5 separate regions of the Homo sapiens genome follow, and all the other regions are linked to region 1. The links are chromatin contacts, found by Hi-C or POLR2A ChIA-PET in ENCODE. All regions are on one chromosome and are shown on one strand. Each heading gives the region's core, a stretch centred on a gene start or an enhancer-like site at or near the end of the contact. The rest is flanking DNA. Distances are from core to core; before and after follow the strand shown. Region 1 overlaps BACH2 (BACH transcriptional regulator 2). Region 2 has its middle 100 kb from the start of MIR4464. Region 3 overlaps LOC105377891 (a long non-coding RNA gene). Region 4 overlaps BACH2 (BACH transcriptional regulator 2). Region 5 overlaps BACH2 (BACH transcriptional regulator 2).

Region 1 (2,594 bases), core at 31-2,530:
GCCAGGCTGGTCTTGAACTCCTGGTCTCAAGTGATCCGCCCGCCTTGGCCTCCCAAAATGCTGGGCTTACAGGGGTGAACCATGGTGCCTGGCCTGAAATATTTCTTAAGAATAGCAACCAGTGAAAAAGACTGCATGAAAGAGCCCCAAGTGCGGAAGGTGAGCAGCAAACCACTACTCTATCTCAAGAGCCTCCTTGGCACCCATGAGGTGACACAGGCTTGCACCTTTGAGCAGTTTGTCACTCCCCTTCCCGAGGCTCTTGGGGATTCAGCAGCTTCTGGGTTCAGTCTGGTCCTGCTTCAGAAGCTCCTGGAATAAAAAGGTTGTGTGCTGCCAGGCTAAGAGACAACGTGTGGGTTAGCTCAGATTGCTTCATTCTTGTTTACATTCACGTCTGCTCCGGATGAGCCAGCAGATGGCACTACAAACCTAAACTTCCTTCAAGCACTAGCCCAGCCCTGTCTAATACAAACAATACGAGCTACATTTGTGATTTTAAATTTTCCAGCAGCTACATTAAAAGAAGTAAAAAGAAACAGGTGAAATGAGTTTGAATACTGTATGTTATTTAACCCAATAGATAAAAATACTTCCAACATATAGCTAATATAATTATTAATGAGATAGTTTACAGTTTTTTTTTTTTTTGTGCTAAACTTTCCAAATCCAAAGCACATTTTATCCTTACAGCACATCATAATTCAGACTAGCCACTTTCAGGGGCTCAACAGCCACGTGCAGCATGAGGCAAATGGACTGGACAGTGCCACTCTAGGAGACAGAATAAATGGACTCAATGAATCCCAGCAGCCAGAAAAACATATGGGTCTGGGCTGAACTGATCAAAATGCTCTTGGGTGAAGAAACCAACCCCTCGATAGTGTTCAGATGCTGCAGGGTTAAGTCTGTGTTCTTCAAGGGAGTGAGGATGAAGACATTTGATCCTGAGCCCAGGTTTCTCTTTGGTTACATCATTTGCAGGCAGACACGAGTCCCGGCTGCCGGCATGTGTGGCTAGTCAATTCCCGTGCACAAAGGCAAATGTACAAAATGATCATTTGACTTTTCTGTGGTTGGGTGCAAGCTCTTTGTCAGGTTCCATCACAGCTCCGAGCTTGTGCAGTGTGGCATTTACTGAAGGTTCCCAGCAGGTGATCTGATTCAACTTCTACCTGGTGAGCTCTGTCCCATGACACCTGTAAAATTTTGGTCCAAGAAAGCAAAATCGCAGTAGGGCCCATGACACCACTGTCGGCTTGGCCCTGCTCCGACTGCTAAAGACAGGCAGCCAGGACAAACAGTTCCTTGTTATGGGCTCGGGAAAGGCCTTTGTGCACGGGGCTGTGTTTGCACAGGGCTTCTAATGATATGAAAGAATGTTTGATTTCCCTCTTATACCCGTTGGATAACAAACACACTCAGATCCTGCACGGTGTCTCCGGAACACAGAGGTCTGTCTGTTGGAGATGTGGATGTTCCAACACAGCAGAGGTGGTGGCGCTTTGGGGGCTTGTGGAGTTTTCCCTCTGATGACAACAAAGCCATTCTGCTTCTGCTCTAAATGTGTTTACTTACTCTCAGAAAGAAGATATCCCTATAGTTCAGGCCACAGGGAAAGTCAAAAGGATGTCTATACCAAGAGCTACTGTATTTAAATCATCCAGACAGTGAATATAAAACACTAGGGGAATAGGAGGGAGAGTTGCCAAGAAAAAGAAAAAAATCACCAATGCTAGTTTCAAAGTCCTTGAGACAAAAAGCCATACAACACTTCAGCAGAGCTGCTGCAACACAATCTGCTTTTTAAAGAGGGTCAGAGGAAAAGGTAATGGGTCAACTATAGACTTTCTCCCAGGTGAAAAAAACCCCAACTCACTCTTGTTTCTCTTTACAAGTCTTGGTTCCCCCTCTAGCAAGGGAGGACTTATGTTCACTGACATGCGGGGGTCTCTGAGGTGTTCTCAGACAGGCACCGGGTCGGGGTGGGTGGGAACTTGACCACATCCAAGTTGTTTCTTGAGTAATAAGTTCCAAGCCAAGAACATCTTGTCTGGAAATAAGGAGTAGCCACTGACTGTTTGGTCCCGTGGAGGACATGCCTCTCCCAGGCTCTCGGCACTCAAAACATTCCTCAAATGGGGCTGAGGAGTCAGAGAAGGCCAACAGACCTTGGAAAGCGGAAACACATCAAGAAGGTTGAGGCCCACCTCTTTTCCTTCTAGATAATTATTCTGAGCCAAACAGGCCCAGTTGGGCTTAACATCTTATTAACTGTCCCTCCACACACTTGCTCCTCCAGGATCTCACTTCCCAGCAGTGGCTTGGTTTCCTAAAGAGTCCCAACAGCCAATGTGATGAGGTGAAGAGTCCTGTGGACTGTCGCCATCCCCACTAGTTATACTCAGCCACCCACACACAGCTCCGGACACACAGGCTGCATATAAGGGGAAGGGCACGAGGGATTCATGGGCGCCACTCTTTAGCCAGGGGTCTACCACTTTGGTTCTCAGTGGAGAATCGGAGAATCAGGGCAGCCACTGAGTCAGCAGGCCAAGGGCCAAACAGGGCACCAGAGGCCTGTGCCACAGTTG
Region 2 (2,594 bases), core at 55-2,554, 470 kb after region 1:
AGGAAGAAAGGAAAGAAGGAAAGAAAGAGGACATGGAAATCTCTGTAGGCCAGGAACAGAGTGAGGAGGCTCAGTATCATGGGGAGGGCCTGGGAAACCTGTGGCCCCTCAGGACACAGAGATTCTGAGCTGGCAGCAGGAGCTGAGCTGAGAACAGAACTGAGCTCACTCCAGGAGCCCAGGACAAGGAGCCAAGTGTGAATGTGGGGCCAGGCCTCTGCTCTTCATTGGTGACTAGAGCTGTAAGAGCTGTGCCTGACTGTCTGGGATGGCAGTGGAAAGAGGCTCCTTCTCCACAGGTCAGGGAGGAAGCAGACTATGGCATGAAGGGGGACCCAGTTCTGTGCTGGGCAGCTTCTTAACTGAAGACTCCAGCTACCCACTGCAGTGCATGGGCATCCATCTGCGGGGGAGGGGCACTGATACACCTGTTCCACCAAGAATGCCCCATCACAGTGCCCTTGACCCAGGCTCCTCAGGAAGCCTCTTGTCTGAGACTTCTCATCTCTTCACCCCACACTGAGGGGCTCCTTGTCCTGCCATTCAGTCTCATTCGCCTCCATGGAACTAGGAACAGCTTTGCTGAAGTCCCTGGAGTGTGGAGGGTCACCTCATTTATCCCATCTCAGAGCCAGACAGTTGACATCATCAGAGTGACCGGGCGTCTTTGGTTGTGCCGACTCCTCTTTGCCATGCGTGGCACCCCCCCGCCCCCCACTCCTCCTGTTATTGTGCCAACCCCAGCAGGGCAATGCCTTGCCCCAGGAAAGGGGAAGCTTTTTCCATAGAGCTGCTTTCCAGCAAAACTGGAACCCTCCTGAGTGAAAGCCCAGTGACCACGCAGCCCACGAGGGCTGGGACCCAGAGTGCGGGACGGGGATTCGTGGTGTATGCCCAGGGCCTTTGGTGCCAGAGGGAAGGATGATGAGGCTGTAGAATTCCTGTTCCCGCTCCTGGGAGAGGGACTGGAGAGGATTCCCTGCGATGGGTTTCTGAATGGCTACCAGAAACAAACAAGCACATCCATCGACAAGCCGTGGTAATTAGAAGGGAAACAACGATAGTGAAGTTACCTTTCTCCATTCATTCCGCAAGCATTTTTGAGTGTTTATTTCTGGCGCAGAGCTATTTTAGGGGCGGGGGGAGAGCATGTGAGGAAGAGGAAAGGGAATTGGTCCAACTCGCCAGCTTGAGAGGGGAGAGGCTGGCGGGGGATGGGCAGTATTAGTGTTTGGTCTGTGGAAGATGAAACGCAGCTCTGCTCTGTGGGCGGGCCTTTGATCTTCCAGTAACTGCTAGAGTAGCAATTAGCATCCTTAATGCTGAGGGGAGTCTCTGAGAAGCCCTTTAGCCTGCTGATCTAGGTTAGTAGATCCGGAAGTGTGGGTGCCTGTGAGCGAGTGTGTGTGTGTGTGTGTGTGTGTGTGTGTGGGAGACAGAGAGAGAGAGAGGGAGACAGAGAGAGAAAGAGAGAGAGACAGAGAGAGAAAGAGAGAGAGACAGAGAGAGAGAGACAGAGAGAGAGAGAGAGACTGAAATGGGTTTATTAGATGTTTGATGTTTCTTCCACAATACAGTTTTTCATATTTGAGAATGATGTGACACCTTCCAAATAAAATTCAGTTTTGTGTAGAAAATTGAATCATCTAAGCACTTACACTGAAAAGTCACAAAGTCCTAAATTTACAGGAAAACAGGACTCGTAAAACTTATAACACTGAGTAAAATATTATGCTCCAGAGCCCCTTTCAGACTTCTGGTCTGGGACAACCCTTCCCTTGTAGCCCCATGGTTCCATCAGCCCCGCGGTTGAGCTCTAGAAGCTGGCTGAATTTAAGTTTCCACTGGGCGATTTTGTGGACCCTATTTCAGTGACTTCACCTTTTTGAACCTCAGTTTCACATCTATAGATGGAGATAACCCGTAGCACAGGGCTAAACTCTCTCATCAGGTTATTTCTTTTTCTTTACTGTTTAAAAATGAGAATTAAATGAAATCATTTCTGTAAAGTACTGAGCCCACTAGAAAAGACCTGAAATAAAGTCTTAGAAGGGAAGTATTAAAAGGGAAGACTTTTTTTCCTTCAACAGCTGCTGAATAGGATGGGGGAATTGGAAGCCAAAAAATTTTAAAACTTAATTTAACTTAAAAATTTAAATAAAATAATTAGCTAGGTGTGGTGATGTGCACCTGTAGTCTCAGCTACTCAGGAGGCTGAGGCAGAAGGATAAATAAATTAATGTTGACACAGATACTATAATATAGACAAAAGAGGGGTGCCCATGATGGATAGCTGGAGAAAGGGAAAGACGATTTCTGTGTAGGGAAGGGGGCTGGAAAAAGAGGAGGCAGGAGAGCAACACAGGGGCTGGGGGGAGACGGGGGAAGGGAGGCATCCCCATGGGTGCCCCAACATCTAATGCTGGGCAATTCTGACCCTCAGCCCACATGCCCTCCCCTTTACCTGCCCTGACTTGGCTGGACCCGGACAGCCCAAGCCCTTCCTCCTCCACCCTGGCCGTATCCAACCCAGGCCAGGTGACTTTCCCTACAGCTCACCTGCTTCCTGTGCCATTCTCATTTCCACAGCCACA
Region 3 (2,594 bases), core at 65-2,564, 410 kb after region 1:
CCCTAGTCCAGAAGTTCTCAAGCTTTAGGGTACATGATAATCAACTGGAGGAGTTGTTAATATACCTATCTCTGGCTCTCATCCTCAGAGTTTCTTTCTTAAAACTTATTTTTAGAGACAAGGTCTGGCTCTGTCTCTAAAAATAAGGCTAGAGTGCATTTGCAAGATCACGGATCACTGCCACCTTGACCTCCCAGAGTAAAGCAATCCTCCTGTCTCAGCCTCCTGAGTAGCTGGGACTACAGGTGTGAACCATCACACTTATTTTTGTCTAGATGGGGTCTCAGTATGTTGCCCAGGCTGGTCTTGAACTCTTGGGCTCAAGTGATCCTCCTGCCTTGGCTTCCTAAAGTTTTGGGATTACAGGTGCCAGCCATTGTGCCTGGTCTCTCTCAGAGTTTCTGATTCAGTGGGTCTGGGGTAGGGCCTGAGAATTTGCGTTTATAATAAGTTGCTGGATGCTGCTGCTGCTGGTCCAGGGGCCCCACTTTGAGAACCACTTTCTTGGTCTGAGCCATCATCATCACTTATTTGGACTATCACTTTGGCTTCCTAACTAATCTACTTCCACTTTTACCTGCATTCTCCTTACAGCAGCCAGAATGATCTTTCAGAAGTGTAAATCATATCATGTCTTTCCCTGATTAAAACTTTTCAGCGGCTTCTGATCCCCTCCTTAACATGGTCTGTGAGGCCCTGCAAGACTTAGCTTCTGCCAGCTCCACAAACCCACCTCACCAGCTTCAGCTACTCTGCCTTCTGTTCTCCCACCTCTGGAATGCTTGACCTTCTAGGGGAGACTGGCTGGCCCTTTCTCATCCTTGAAGATTAAGCTCAGATATTACCCTCTTCTAAGGCAATCCTTGAACACCCAGTCTGAAGTGGCCTCACCCTTGTTTTTTCCCTTCATTGTAGTTATCACAATATTAATTATCTTATGTATTTGTTATTCTATTTATTGCTGTCTCTTCCACTAAGATTGTAAGTTCCTTGAGGGCAGGGTCCTTGTCTTCTCAGTCTTCCTAGCACCTTCTATAGTGTCTGGCACAGCAGTAAGAACTCAATAAATATTTGGGGAATAAATGTATCTGTATTTGCTTGAAATGGACAAGTGATATGGTTTGGCTCTGTGTCTCCAACCAAATGTCATGTTGAATTGTGATTCCCAGTGTTGGAAGAGGGACCTGCTGGGAGGTGATTGGATCATGGGGGCAGATTTCCCCCTTGTTGTTCTTGTGATAGTGAGTGAGTTCTCATGAGATCTGTTGGTTTAAACACGTGTGGCACTTCCCTCTTTGTGCTCTCTCTCTCACTCTCTCTCTCTTCCTCCCTCCCTCCCTCTCCTCTGCCACCAGATGACGACATACTTGCTTCCTCTTCACCCTTCTGCCGTAATTGTAAGTTTTTTGAGGCCTCCCAACCATGCTTTATGCTTTCTGTACAGCCTGAGGAACTGTGAGTCAATTAAACCTCTTTCCTTCATAAATTACCCAGCTCAGGTAGTTCTTTATAGCAGTGTGAGAACAGACTAATACAACAAGGTTCACGTATTTTTCCTGTAAGGCCCCCAAAGTTCTGCATACATCAGTGGATGCAAATAGATGCTTTGAGGAGGAATATCACCATCTCCAGCTGTCAGGCTGATCGAGTCTGATTGGCACCCACTAGGATTTCCCTTACACATGTAACATGTGGGCTGCTGGAGGCAAAGGTAATGTTTAGTAGACCTCATTCCTCATATCAGATCCAACCTTCCTTGTCATCTCTTCTGACTGTCTTTCTGTTTCTGCTGGTTTGCTCAGAGCCTGTCACTGCAGCACCTAATCAGGCCGATCTCTTTAGCACTGACCTAGTCTGGTGTTGGACTTCTCTCCTTGTTATCAAAACATACCTCCCTCTTTCCTCAGTTCATGAAGTTGGAAGACACTTCTCTGCTACTGTGTGGTGATGGGGGCGTTAGTGGGGTAAACAGTTTAACTGTTTTAACTTCATTCGTGGTTAAGAGGTACCAGGGGCCCTCTGATAATAAAACACAGCTAAGATGTATCTAAGGCTTATAGAAAGCAACAATAAACCATTTTTGACTGTGCAGGAATTTAAGTTTTTATATAAGAATATACTTCATTTTGGATTTTGTACAAAGATTTAACATGTTGAAATTTTAAAATATTATTTGAATAGTAAGGTTGTGAAATCATACAAAGTGAAATTTAAAAGATCCTGAAAAACAAGTTGGAAAATAGCTTTATATTGATCAGCCGAGAGTTTGACATTTGCCTCTTTGACATGGCATATACTGATGCAATAGGAAACATTGCATTACCACACAAAAAAAGTTTATTTACAGACCTCAGAGTTGCATTCAGTAACATTCTTGGCCAAGATCAAAACGTGGAACGTTTTTTCCATTCAGAAAAGCAGAATCACTTAGCCTGAGTCATGACTGCCCACTTTTTCCCATATGGTTGAAATACTGTCTGTTGGCTGAGGTTGACAATTTAAAGACTTTGTGGCTGATTAGTTCTAACTATGGTAGCAATTGAGAAAGGTAACGTTAGGTACTATTAAGAAGGAGATATCTGGCTTGTTGAAAA
Region 4 (2,594 bases), core at 32-2,531, 310 kb after region 1:
TGCTAAATAATTACAAAACAGTTGTTTTAGAAATCACTTCACCCTCCGAAAGGAGTCAACTTTCCATGTATACTTAAAATCACTCATAAAAATGGATTTACCATTTAAGAAATAATTTTCAAACACACATGTAGTTTGTCAAATGAAGCCTCACTGTTCATTCATTCATTCATTCATTCATTCGACAGATATTGATTGAGCCCTGTTATGGGCCAGATGCTGATTGTGGCACTTGTGATACAGCAGTGAACAGAAGAGTCTAAACTCCCTGCCCCAATGGTGCTTGCATTCCTGTGTTACGTCCACACAGCTGTGTAACTGACTCTGAAGAAAAATGAGCTTTTAAAACATAATAAACATTTCAGTTTTGCCAGATGAAAAATTCTAAAGATTTGTTACACTACAATGTAAATATAGCTAATATTACTGAGTTATATACTCAAAAATGGTTAAGAGAATAAATGTGTTCATTTAACCAAAAATTTTTTTAAATGAAAAAAATAAGCATAACAAACATTTACTGAGTACTTACCATGTTAGGCAGAGCATCATCTCATTTAATCACAACAACCTTAGCAGGAAGGCACTATTATTATTCTGTTTTACAGATGGGTACACTGAGGCACAAAGAGGTTAAACAATTTATCCAGGATCACATATCCAAGGGATAGAGCTGAGATATAGGCCCAAGTAATCTGATACCAGCAACTTGTCTCCTAACTCCATACAAAAAGTTTCAAAGATAATACTATTTTCAGTTGGAACTACAGTTAATAATACAAAAATAGTAATAATAATATAGTACAAGGAATAATAATCAACTTTTTTTTTTTAATCCTGATGATTTGTAACCCAACTTACTGTCCTTTTGATGGCCATTTTTTCCTAAAAACCTCAGTGTTGAACAAACTGCTTTCAACCACTTCTCTGTAAGCCATAATATTCTTTTCCTTCAAATGGAAATAAAGAAAAATCACACAGGATGGTTTCTTTTAGACAAGATCAGGCACGTTCAGGGTGGTGTGGCCATAGACGCGGATGGTTTCTTTTAAAACAGACATTACTGAAACTGTAAATATTTTTAGCCTTTTGTACTTTTCATCCAGCAGCTTAACTGAGAATGATATAGAAACATTTAAAAATAGCCACTCAGTACTCTGAAAACCATTAGTTTAGCACATACCCAGCACCTGCTTGACACATCTTAATCAACACTCTTTTGCTAGTCATATTAAAAAAAGAGAGAACCCTTTTGCTTTCAGAATTTTTTCCCTTAAAAAACGTATGTGTCACCAGGGTATTTTGCCCTCTCTCTTTCTAACTTAGAGGGTAACACCTGGAGTAAGTCATGGGTGACTAATGAAGATGCAACTTTCCCCTCAGCATGATATACTTCACAGGATGGAAGTAAAAGCTTCTAATAGGAGCATTTATTACAATTGTTAGGATTGTAATGGAAAGTTAATTTTGTTTTATAGTTTGTAGAAATGATTCAGGATGATATGAGAACACTTTCTATAAACCTGCACTGATAAAAGGAAGATGATAGTGATGACACATGATATACTTTCTGAGTTGTTTTTCCAGGGGTGGGAAAGTTCAATCCACAGATTTCAAGACAGAAAGAAGAAAGGAAAGGAGAAGGAAGGAAGAAAGAAAACAAAATTTTTTTTAGAATTGACTATGCTCAAATACACTGTGCTTTTTAGCATCAAACTTTCAACCATGGTCTGAGCAGCACTATGTTGTAACAAAACTGGAGTAGCCAGCCTGAGCAAACATGAACATCACAATATTTTAAAGTTCAAATAACATAAGGCACCAGTTTTAAGACTGCCCGGGTATCCTTTTTAGCAATACAAAGATTCACACAACTTGGTGACAGACAGCTTTTCCCTCCAGCCAAATCTGATGAAGACTTGATAATATCACCTGCCATAATCAAAATTCCTGGGCACATGGGAAGGTCTCTGACTCAAATCAAAGAGAGCTTTGGGCCCCAAAGCTATGGGCCCCACAGCTATGGGCTACCAAAGAAAGGTTATAACCAGGCTCCAGTGTAAACCATTTTGTTTCTTTTAACAGTTTTAGATCTTCTAAAGTATATGAGATGATATTAATAAAATTTAAATTTCCTGCTAAATTTTTTTAGTCTCTTTCCTTAAAAGTAAAACTTACAATGATCAGAAAGCATGCTTTCTTCTGGCTTTATCATTCAACTTCCCAGGCAAAGATGATCAACAGCAACACTCTTATCTAAAGCAAAAGTAATGGATATGATTATCACTCTGGACAGAAAGTCTGTATTTGCCCATTTTTATCAATGATTGAGACAATGATCCAGAAGCTGTATTGGTACAAAAACACAACACCAGGGATGCCAGAAACAGGATTACAAAAGTTCTCACAAGGTTAAAAATAGACCAAAATGAATATAGTCAAGTTTACTAGGCTCAAATGTGAGGTCCTGTATGGTCAGTACATGGAGGTCCAGCAGCCTCTTGATTCAATACAGGCAGTGTGATGGGTTTGCAAAAATGTACTCTTAGGCTGCATTAATAAAGACACTGTTCTCAAGGCCAGATAAGCCACAG
Region 5 (2,594 bases), core at 60-2,559, 290 kb after region 1:
TTCCGTCTTCATAATAGCTGCCAAAAAGTTCAAAACCACATTTATGGCCTGTCTCTAAGAAGTCCTTAAATGGTCTTTCTTGACATCTTTTATTAATTCCTAGCCTCATTTTCTCACTTTTTTGTTGTCTGCTTTAGTGGGGAGTATCTCTGAGGCCAAATTAAAACTTTTTACAATAATACAGGTGTATTATTCAACAGATAGCCTTCATTAAGCCTCAAATATTTATGGGGGCTTCTCTTCCAGACCATCCCTCTTTGATCCATGAGGCAGGAGATATCATGTTTCAACAAGAATTTGTTTCAGTTCACAGAGAAGCTGAAGCAACATCAATTTCTCATACTTGTTTCAATCACATTTGGAATTGATAAGCTAAAATAGAGAAGAGTGCTATGCTAGGAAGCTGGGATCATGAGGAGGTGAGAAGCCACCTTTTTTTTATTTGGGAGCTTGCACTCATGACTTTGGCCAGACCCCAGAAGACACATAAGTTCCCTGTGGTAAAGTATTTATTGGACTATCACCCAATCCTTTCTTCTACATGAGAATATCACTTTGGCAGATGTACACCAAAGCCTTCTCTGGGTATAAGTCTTCAGCCTGCCTTGGATGGATCTTGTCTGCTTCCGTCTGCCTGTGCACACAGGCTGCCAGCCCCACTCCACCCTCCAGTAAAACCTACTTGACTATGTATAGTGCTGGCTTAGAATGACACAGATTTAGGTTCAAGTTTTGCATCCTTTAATGGCTATATGACCCTGGACAAGGTATCAAACTCTATGAGTCTCAGGTACCTCGCCTGACAATTGGGAATAATAAAGAGTCCCTTTTGGGGTTTATGTGAGGATTACATTAATGCTCATAGGGTCCTCGACAAAATGCCTGGCACACCAAAGTCAATGCTCAATAAATATCAGCGATTGGTATTACAATTATGTTATTATAATTCTTTGAGGAACTGCTGGTGGCCAGTGTAAATCCTATGGTCTTTATCTCTCCTGACCCCATCCACAGGCTCATGTGACAATTTTCCCAGGATCATTTCAATTTTCTGCGATCAGAGAGAATGCCAGCCACGGCCCTATGGACCAGGGACAAGATAGCACACCTGAGCAGAAAGAAAGAGGACCACTAGCCTTGGGATAGAATTATCCCTCACTTCACCCTCACTGTCGGCATGTTCAGAGACTAAGTGCTTATAGAACCAGACTCAGGGTTTTCCTGTTAGTCTGAAGAGTGCTTCATCTCTTCTAGGCTTTCACTGGCAGAGCCACAGGATGAGAACACTCTCGGCCCCTTATCACCACCCACATCAGCAACACTGAGGCCAGCATCAGGGTCTTCTGGGCTGTGCGGATTGGGGAGCCGATGATGTAGTTAAGTTTCCTGGAAATACAGGCAGCAATTTCCTGTGGCTTCCTCTGTTTTTGATGTAGAGATGAGCACAGGTAAAAACTAAACACATCAAGGATCAGCGCTTCAGTCGGTGGTGCAAGTGCGGAAAAATACTGTCATTTCCTCACAAACAGATTCAGAAGTGCAAAGTATAAGCCACTTTCCAGAGAGCATGCTCCCCAGCAAGGACCTGTACAGTAGGGCTGTGAGTTGACAGTGAATAGATGGGCATTCCCATGAACTTACTTGCTTACCCAAGTGATCAAGAACCAGAATTTCCATGAAGGTCAATGTTTTGTATAAACCTTAGCCTGAAAAAGCTCTGGTCTGCTCACAGAGCTTCAGTCAAGCCTTCTCCAGAATTTGCAGCCAGGTCAGAAAAAAAGGTCACTTTCAGAAGTGGAAAGCAGTACAAATTTTAGTTAAAATTTTAGATGAACTAAACTGTTTATACAACTATCCTAAAAGATAGTTTAGAATTAAATAAAACAATGTGCACTACATTTGGGAAACAGCCAGGTTCAAAGAAGGTGGTCACAGTGTATTCTTAGAACCAGAATGGAATAAAGAAAATGATACATGTTATGGTTATGATAGCATAACCTGCTGATGAAAGAACAGCAGCAGCAGGATGTACAGTTTGCAAAGGGTCCACTCAAATCAGAGTGAACCCAGATGGTGCTAGAGGCAGCCTAGGGCCAAATCCCACCTTTGGCACTCACTAGCTGGGTGACCTTGGGCAAGTCATTTAAACTTCCATTTCTTCATGTGATTTTGTTTCTCCATCATTGGCTCCCCTTCCTTTGTGAAAAGTTGCCCCTCCCCATACCAACTGGGGCACCCATCATCATAGTCAGCAACCTGACCTAAAGATAGCTCAGGTATAAGACATGGTAAAATCTTTTTTGCTTTAGTCCGTTGCTTGTAACCAAAAAACCAAGACCTTTTTTCGGCTGCAAGCAAAAGAGATTTAACACCTAATTTGCAGAAGTTGCTAGGAGCATTAAACGAAGTCACACAAAGCAAACACAAGAAATGCTGGTTGCATTCATAGAAAGGAAGATTAGTGTGTGGTTAAAAGCAAAGGTATTGAGTCCATCTGCATGGGTTCAAATTCCAGCACCCCTTAGAACAGAGATAAATCACTTAACATCTTTGCTCTCGGTTTCCCAGTCTGTAAAAACAGAGCTAATAATAGT

What was found. A loop is a pair of places that touch in the nucleus more often than their neighbours do. ChIA-PET counts read pairs that join two places held with the same protein, here RNA polymerase II (POLR2A). Pooled maps may share reads with other maps.
Region 2: a loop to region 1 is called in a pooled map, with 3 times the contacts of the local background. The contact joins two enhancer-like sites. A Hi-C loop is called at or near these places in 1 of 168 maps with a recorded cell type or tissue (ovary) and 6 of 50 pooled maps. POLR2A ChIA-PET finds 5 or more read pairs at or near these places in 3 of 52 experiments (CD4-positive, alpha-beta T cell, activated CD8-positive, alpha-beta T cell and activated CD8-positive, alpha-beta memory T cell).
Region 3: a pooled map shows a loop between it and region 1 (3-fold over the local background). The contact joins two enhancer-like sites. A Hi-C loop is called at or near these places in 1 of 168 maps with a recorded cell type or tissue (PC-3), 1 of 37 single-sample maps with no recorded cell type and 6 of 50 pooled maps. POLR2A ChIA-PET finds 5 or more read pairs at or near these places in 3 of 52 experiments (AG04450, Panc1 and activated CD4-positive, alpha-beta T cell).
Region 4: a pooled map shows a loop between it and region 1 (3-fold over the local background). The contact joins two enhancer-like sites. A Hi-C loop is called at or near these places in 6 of 50 pooled maps. POLR2A ChIA-PET finds 5 or more read pairs at or near these places in 2 of 52 experiments (activated CD4-positive, alpha-beta T cell and activated CD8-positive, alpha-beta memory T cell).
Region 5: a map of naive thymus-derived CD4-positive, alpha-beta T cell shows a loop between it and region 1 (3-fold over the local background). The contact joins two enhancer-like sites. A Hi-C loop is called at or near these places in 1 of 168 maps with a recorded cell type or tissue (naive thymus-derived CD4-positive, alpha-beta T cell) and 8 of 50 pooled maps. POLR2A ChIA-PET finds 5 or more read pairs at or near these places in 2 of 52 experiments (activated B cell and activated CD4-positive, alpha-beta T cell).

What each region holds. Positions count from the first base shown.
Region 1 is chr6:89,940,216-89,942,809 of GRCh38, forward strand. All of the region lies in intron 7 of BACH2 (BACH transcriptional regulator 2), which reads right to left. Among named protein-coding and RNA genes, the nearest start is that of GJA10, 47 kb to the left of the region's middle. Within about 2 kb of position 1,281, at least 11 of the 41 ENCODE cell types and tissues checked have a DNase peak (open chromatin) inside an H3K27ac peak, as active enhancers do.
Region 2 is chr6:90,412,752-90,415,345 of GRCh38, forward strand. No RefSeq gene overlaps it. Among named protein-coding and RNA genes, the nearest start is that of MIR4464, 100 kb to the left of the region's middle. RefSeq lists enhancers at 67-1,008, 1,009-1,950. Within about 2 kb of position 1,305, at least 2 of the 41 ENCODE cell types and tissues checked have a DNase peak (open chromatin) inside an H3K27ac peak, as active enhancers do.
Region 3 is chr6:90,349,542-90,352,135 of GRCh38, forward strand. The region is part of intron 5 of LOC105377891 (a long non-coding RNA gene); the gene reads left to right. Among named protein-coding and RNA genes, the nearest start is that of MIR4464, 38 kb to the left of the region's middle. Within about 2 kb of position 1,315, at least 4 of the 41 ENCODE cell types and tissues checked have a DNase peak (open chromatin) inside an H3K27ac peak, as active enhancers do.
Region 4 is chr6:90,250,335-90,252,928 of GRCh38, forward strand. It overlaps BACH2 (BACH transcriptional regulator 2), which reads right to left. Exons shown (of 9, transcript NM_021813.4): 3 at 2,179-2,256. Among named protein-coding and RNA genes, the nearest start is that of BACH2, 45 kb to the right of the region's middle. RefSeq lists an enhancer at 1,261-1,350. Within about 2 kb of position 1,282, at least 3 of the 41 ENCODE cell types and tissues checked have a DNase peak (open chromatin) inside an H3K27ac peak, as active enhancers do.
Region 5 is chr6:90,232,767-90,235,360 of GRCh38, forward strand. All of the region lies in intron 3 of BACH2 (BACH transcriptional regulator 2), which reads right to left. Among named protein-coding and RNA genes, the nearest start is that of BACH2, 63 kb to the right of the region's middle. Within about 2 kb of position 1,310, at least 3 of the 41 ENCODE cell types and tissues checked have a DNase peak (open chromatin) inside an H3K27ac peak, as active enhancers do.